2 separate regions of the Mus musculus genome follow, and region 1 is linked to region 2. Evidence: chromatin contacts called from ENCODE POLR2A ChIA-PET data. All regions are on one chromosome and are shown on one strand. The core of a region is the stretch at or near the end of the contact, and the rest is flanking DNA. Distances in the headings are between cores, read along the strand shown.

Region 1 (3,563 bases), core at 282-2,781, 49 kb after region 2:
TACCAAATTTACAGGATGGAGACTTCAGTATACCAACAGCTGAAAGTCAATTTCTGTCTATTTGAACAGTTTGCAGAAAAGCCTGACCTCTGGGAGGTTATGAAACCACAGCAGTCCCGGATTCAGTTTCAGAATGGTAATATAGCAAGTTACTACTGCAAAACTAAGTCTGAGCCCATGCCTATCGCTGACCTCAGCACTGGGGACACTGAGGTGGGCAGATCTCTAACTGGAAGGTCAGCCAGAGACAGTGTAATCCTGCCTCAACTCTCCTTCCCCCAAAAGAACACCAAACTTTTGTCTGAACGATTAAAATTAGTCTGGAGTGGTGGTACTGGCCTTGGACCTCATCACATGGGGTGGTAGAGGCAGAGATTTTGACAGTTTAAAAAAAAACACCCTTGTCGCAGGACAATGGTGGTGCCTTTCGTCCCAACACTTGGGAGGCAGAGGCAGGAGGATTTCTGGGTTCGAGGCCAGCCTGATCTACAGAGTGAGATGCGGGACAGCCAGGACTACATAGAGAAACCGTCTCGAACCCCCCCCCCAAAAGTTTCAGTAGTCATAGTTGTACAGCGACATTCTTAAAACGAAACAGGACAAGAATGGCTCACATTTCCCCTCTGAATTTCCGGTTCCTGTTTACTCTGGAGAGGCTACCGGAGGCCGAGACCCAAACCCTGTCCTACAACCGAGGGAAAGCTAAAGTCAAGATAGTGACGTCACTATCCATTAGGAGGCCACGCAACCCGCGACGTCACAGGGGGCGGCAGGCCAGGCAGGCTGAACCGCCGCCCAACCCCCTTCCGGTCTCGATCGCACTTCCGTCTTTCAGCAAACGAACGGACGAACGCCGGGCCAATCGACCTCTCGGGCCAGCCCAATATCCACGGCTCTCACAGCAGAGGCTCCTACGGCGCGCAACCCTAATTCAGTCCCCACCCCACAGTCTCCGACGTCCCCGGCTTAACCGGAGGGCAGCGGCCTCGCGGGCCTTTTTCCTCCCCCAACCTCGTCCTGCGCGTCAGAGCCCCGCGTCTTCCCCCTCAGGCTTCCATCTGGCCGCCATCTTGCCGCCCAGTCCTCTGCCTCGGGGCAGCCGCGGTCCGCGCGGGCCACGGAAACCAAACGTCTGGGCCGCGGGGCTGCCTCTCGCCCCGTCTCGCCTCCAGCCTCCCGTCCCCGACCGGGTGCGGCGGCTTTCTCCTCACCAGCGGTGGTGGCGGCAGTCCTCACACAGCAGACGGAACTCGCAGTCTCCACGGAACTAGCTGCGGCACGCCCGGCGTCTCTTTATATAGTCACCGAAGCCCCGCCCCCCCCCTTCCGCGCGGTCCCTCCGCGGGCAATGCGGTCAGGGACTACTTTGTAACGCCGGGTCCAGTCTCGGCAGCGAAAGCGACAGGCTAAAACTATCAAGGTACCTCTCTCACGGAGTTGTTTCACGGTGGCGTCCAGAGATTGAGGGGCTTTGTGTGGGAGGGCAGGGCTGTGACCTCGGGCGACTCCGCGGAGGGATCAGCGCGCGTGAGACGATCGGCACGAAAACACGGCTGGGATCACTGAGGCCGGAGCGGGCCTTGGCGCAGGCGCCCTGCGGCTTCGCGGCCTGGCGCCCCTAGTCAGGCCACCACCCCCCACCCCCCCTGTTTTCTTTCCGCGCTAGGGGGACCCAGGGCTTTGGCTCCTGTCACACTGGGATCCCATTGGTGACCTCGCCTCCTCAATCCCCTCATCCCCGGCGGGTCACTATGCCCAGCCCTCACTGTTTTGGCACAGTGACAGGGTGGATGACTGTGCAAATCTCCTAACAAGGAAAATGACAAAGGGTTTTTAATAAATTTAAAAAAAAAAAATACGAAGGAGGGAATCTCTCCCCGATTTGGAAAAACGAATCTGAGTTTGTCAAGGAAAGCAGACAGTCTACACAGTTCTTGAAAACTGTTGGCATTAGATCTGAAGCCCAGCAGAACCTGATCTTTCCAGATTTTTCCTAAACCTTGTGTCCTTGGATTCGAGAAGGTTCTATGTTTTCTATGTGCTTGTCACTAAGTAAAGGTCAAAATTTCCAAATGTTGTTCATATTTGTTGTTCATATTCTGAGACTGAACCCACTGAAGCCCTGATTTTTAAATTTTTGTTGTTCAGATGGGGGTTTCTCTGTGTAGCCCTGCCTGTCCTGGAATATGCTATGTAGACCAGGCTGGTCTCAAGTTTATATAGGTCCTCCTGCCTCTGCCTCCCAAGTATGGTCTACAGATCAAGTTCCAGAATGGCCAGGGCTACACTTGACTTGAAAAACCAAAAACCAAACAAAAAACCCCCACAAAAACAAAAAAGCACAAATGTGCACGTGTAGTACAATGTTCAGATTACAGCAAGCATATATCCCACTTATACGAATCAAATTATTCAGGGTTTTTTTTGTTTTGTTTTGTTTTGTTTTTTTTTTTTTGGTTTTTTGAGACAGGGTTTCTCTGTGTAGCCCTGACTGTCCTGGAACTCACTTTGTAGACCAGGCTGGCCCCGAACTCAGAAATCCACCTGCCTCTGCCTCCAAAGTGCTGGGATTAAAGGCCTGCGCCACCACTGCCCAGCTCAGGTTTTTGAAATGTAAGGCCTAAGACCTTAGAAGGTAAGAATTGAATCCCTGATGGGGAGAGATGGCTCCCCAGTAGGAACAGGTCTTTTTCCAGAGTACATGAATTCAATACCCAGCAACCCTGTCAGGCAGCTAGCTTGTGACTCCAGCTTCAGGAGGGTCCAATGTCCCTAGGGACACTTTCACATACATGTGGCACACACTTAGATGGACACACACTATTAAATGCCTTTAATCTCAGCATTTTTTGAGTTTTTTTGAGACAGGGTTCCTATATGTAGCCCTGGCTGCCCTGGGACTCATGACATAGATCAGGCTGGGTTCTAACTTGCAGTTGATACTCCTGCCTCTACCACCCAGACGCTGAGAATTCAGGCCTGTCTGGCTCCCTGGTTTAGGAATTCATAAACATTCAAGATCAGAGGTATTGTTCAAAATATACTTTAACTGCAGGTGTTGTTCAGAATAGACTTAATTTTCTGTGATTTTTTTCCATGAATCGAGGTCATATGCCACTATAAAATTAAAATGTCATTCTCCGGGTTTCTGGGAAGCCACAGTGATTTCTGAGGCAGAGTTCTGGGCAGGTCAGTTCTTTCTAGAATTCAGACAGAAGTTTGAGGAAGGGAAGAAAACACTGAAGTTGGTTCTAAAGTGATTCTGGCTTCCGGCCACACCATGCTATATTTGGCTGTCGCTTTGCTTCAGCCTCGTGATTCCTGGTTCTTGGCTGAGTCACCAGCTTTGTGGCATCAGGTTTTTTTCCAGAGTCTAGAAGATTCAGAGCCAGGCAGCCTTGATTTTAGAAGTAGGGGTGGGGGTAGGGGCGAGGAAGAAGCAAAGCTTGAGCCCTGGACCTGGCCAAGGTGAGCTTGAAAGGAAGAGATCCTCAAGGCTCTGGGGTAAGGAAGAAAGTACCTAGTGTAGAAGAACTACATGACCTAATGTCCAACAACCATGA
Region 2 (3,744 bases), core at 31-2,530:
GTGTGGCCAAGAGAACTCGGAAATACCCACCACAACTCCAGGAAAGCCACCTGTGGCTCCATCCTGAAGACCCGCCAGGACCTGGCAGGTAGCGGCCAGCCCAAGAGGGAGTATCCCTCATTCATTCCCTCCTTTCAGCGGGCGATGGGACATGGGACACGAAGCCATTCTTAAACTCCCAGTAAACAAACCCGCTAAGAGGAAAGATGTCAGTCAAACCCTGTGACAACAGCCCCTTCTGGATCCCAGATCCAGTTCTAACTGGATGTTCCCTGAGAGCCAGCCCCCGTTTCCCCTTCCGCAGTAACCCTGCGTCTCAGAAAACACAATTACTCGGTAATCTCCAGGACTTAATGAGCTCCCGGCTCAAATAGAAGGACACCGGATCCCAGGGCAGAGTCTGTGGCTGGACCGGCACCACCCGCCTAATATCGGTGCCCGGTTGAAAGGGCAAAACAGGGCCTAAGGCTGAGATCAAGGGAGAGGCTGGGCTGCCTATCCTCGGCAGACCTGAGTCGTGTCTACCTCTGCCAGAGCGTGGGGGGCAGAAAGCAGCTTAACTCTCGAGACTGGCAGGCAGTGTGGGGGCGAGCCAGGGCATCTCTGGGGCATCTGGGCGGGAGGAAACAGGCAGAGCACCCAAAGAACTGGAGCCCGTGGGAGCCTCACAGATGTACAGGGGTTTCGCGCAGCTCTGAGGTTACTAGGTACAGTCACCGGCCGGCGCGTTCAGAAGGGCTGGAGGTCGCGACAGCTACAGTCGAAACTCAGGGACAACCAGGCCATACTTCTGCTTCAGTGAGGTTTAGGCTCCTGGGACGCTGGTGACTCAGACCAAGCCTCTGGGGTGAGCCTGGGCCTCCCTGGTGGTGAGGAGGTAGCTCCACCGTCCCACCCTGCGTCCCGATCCCCAACCCCCATCTCCCCAAGACACTTCACTCACCTTGAGCACCTGCTGCTTGATGAGGGAGGGCACCATGAGGATCATGACAACGCCGAGCGCAGCAAACAGCAGCCCCAGGGCGCCCAACCCCAAGGCCACCCAGCGCGCCCTGGAGCTGCCGCCCATGTCCGCGTGCGCGGAAGGGGCTCTCGGGGCTCAGGACCTGAAGGAGACGGAGACAGAGGTGACGGAGGCCACAGAGATGACAGAAGCCGAGACTCCCTCAGCAGCAAGGTGTGTGCCTGGCGGTGGCCGGAGCAGCAGTAGCCCTGCAGGTGGCCAGAGGCTTTATGCGCCATGGCCCGGGCAGCCCGCCCCCGAGTTCGGCGCGGGATTCCGGCGAGGGGTGGGAAGAGGCGGGGAGTGGGCGGTGCTCTGATGGTGAGGCGTGGGCGTGGCTTCCTTTGGGCGCCGCCCCTCCGAGCTGCTGGGCTTTCCTGGTGGTTGCTGGTCTAGGTGGGAACCGATGTGCCCTCTACAGAGGGCAGAAGACCCTGGCACCGTCTGCATCCACTACCCCCGCCCCTGCGACCTCTTCTTTCTTCCGGACTCCTGCGAATGCCTCCCGCTCCCCTGCATTAAAATCAGTTGCAGTCAGCCCGGGCCAGCCTCTGGGCCATGAACGCCCTCCACTCAAAATTCCGTGTCCCTCGGGGCCCTTTGCACTTCCCCCACTCGGAATTCCATATCCCTTTGGGCTTTTGCACACCCTCCATTCTGTGTCCCTCGTGGCCTTTGCACACTGTCCCCTCGGAATTCCATGTCTCCCGGGACCTTTGCACACCCTTCGTACAGAATTCTGTGTCCCTCGAGGCCTTAAGCATACCCTCCACTCAAAACTCCAGGCCCCAGACACGCGCTGGGCCCCTGACTCCATCCAGGAATGTGTTCGAGGGGCTTATCAGACTGCCTGGCGGCTATGCTCTCTGCTGACTCTTCCTTATCACCCAGAGACACCACCAGCTCAGTTGAGCTCAGTTATGCGTTCTTTGGCCATGAACCCCACTCAGGATACCAGCAGGGTGGTAGGGACTCTGTCTTTCCCTGCTCTGCCCAGTGCCCAGTTAGCTCGTTCTCAGACCACAGCCAGAGCCTTTAAGCCTTTAATTCTAAATGCTTCGTGTTACAGCCAAAAAAAAAAAAAAAAAAAAAAAAAAAAAAAAAAAAAACCCTGAGGCATGGGGTGACTTCCTTCCTCAGTGAGGCCAAGGCCTGCATTCCACTCAGGACACAAAAAGTGGATACGGAGCTGAGAAAACCCAGCCCCACACCTGTTAAAACCGAGTCCCAGCTCCTGTTAAAACCCAGTAGGACTGCTCTTGAAGACCACCTTCAGCAATATGACCCAGAGTTAGCTCATATTGAGTCAGAGTAGGTTCTCCAGAGACAGCCAAGTCATATTTCCAGCCCTGACAGATTCCACCCATCACATGGAATAAAGACTTAGCTGTGCAAAGGACCGTATTGGTAGAGTGCTTGACACCTGATATTGGTCGCCAGCATCCGTGTTCAGGTGAGATACCCAGGCCTGAAGAGATGGCTCAGAGGTAGACATGGCTCAGTGGTTAAGAGCACTTGCTGCTCTTGCAGAGGACCTGGGTTCAGTCCCCAGAACCCACATGACAGCTCACAGCCATCCTTAACTTCAGTTCCAAGGGATCTGATGCCCCTCCTCTGACCTCTGAGTATACCACGCATGCCCATGGTACCCAGACAGACATGTAGGAAAGACAATTGCACACATAAAATAAGTAAGTCCAAAACAAAAACAAACTCTAGGCTGGTAGTTCCAGTGCAGGGGAGTCAGGGACAGGAAGAAAGATCCCTGGGGCCAGATGGCCAGCCAGACTTCTCTAACCCGGTTCCTAGTAAGATATTCTGTCTCACACAACACATTCAGGTGCACCCACAAACATGCACACGTGTAGACACAGGAGAAAGACAGAAAGGAGCCTAGAAGTTCAGTAGACAAAGGAGCAGGGGTGGGCGGGGCCTGGGAACATTGGCTGTGTTACACCCGCGCATGTTCCAAGTTCAGAGGCTCATGAGCGACCAACTGGCTTTAAGAAGAGCAGTTCACACCTCCACCTTACAGAAGAGGGTCCTCAGGACTCGGGGTGGGAGTCCTCACAGCCCAGGTTCCTCTGAACCTGCTCCCACTCTGTGCCCCTGATGATGGAGATGGGAGGTGGGGGGAGTGGGGCTGAAAGTCTCTCCAGAAACTACGTGGTGCTCAGGGACATGTTTGCTAAAGGTGGTCCCAAAGAGGAGACCTTCTAGATTTGAACGGGAACCTGAGTGGCCCGTATTCTTTAGGAGTGTTAACCCCGGGGTATCTGATGTCACTACTGGGCCATTCTATGTGACCTAGGAGGAGGCCGAATGAGGCAGCGAAATCCTAGAGATCTGGTCTGCAGGAGGTTATCCAAAGGGAGCTGATGTCATCTCAGACCAGAGGGACTGGGTTTTCTCAGCCATGATTATTATGAAGGAATTCTCTAGATCCTCAGTGCCTGACTCCTCCTCTCTCAAGTCTCAGCCTGAAGCCTACTCATCAAAGAAGGCCTTCGTGTCCAATTTGTTGGAAATGGGGGTCTTTACAGGCATGGCGAGCACCCCTGTGATCCCAGCACTTGGAAGGAAGAGGTCAAAGAAACAGAAGTTCAAGGCCAATCAAGGCTACATGAACTCCTATCTCAAGCCAAAGAAAAGGGCTGGTGAGGTGGCTCAGCAAGGAAAGACACTTGTCACACAAGCCTGAAGACCTGAATCGGGAATCCAAGAACCCATGAGGGATGGCG

What was found. ChIA-PET counts read pairs that join two places held with the same protein, here RNA polymerase II (POLR2A).
Region 1: POLR2A ChIA-PET joins it to region 2 with 24 read pairs in embryonic stem cell. The contact joins the promoter of Ubc here to the promoter of Scarb1 in region 2. POLR2A ChIA-PET finds 5 or more read pairs at or near these places in 5 of 5 experiments (Patski and embryonic stem cell).

What each region holds. Positions count from the first base shown.
Region 1 is chr5:125,388,486-125,392,048 of GRCm38, forward strand. It overlaps Ubc (ubiquitin C), which reads right to left and starts at 1,532. Exons shown (of 2, transcript NM_019639.4): 1 at 1,425-1,532.
Region 2 is chr5:125,339,814-125,343,557 of GRCm38, forward strand. Scarb1 (scavenger receptor class B, member 1) reads right to left here and starts at 1,281. Exons shown (of 13, transcript NM_016741.2): 1 at 944-1,281. The coding sequence starts at 1,069.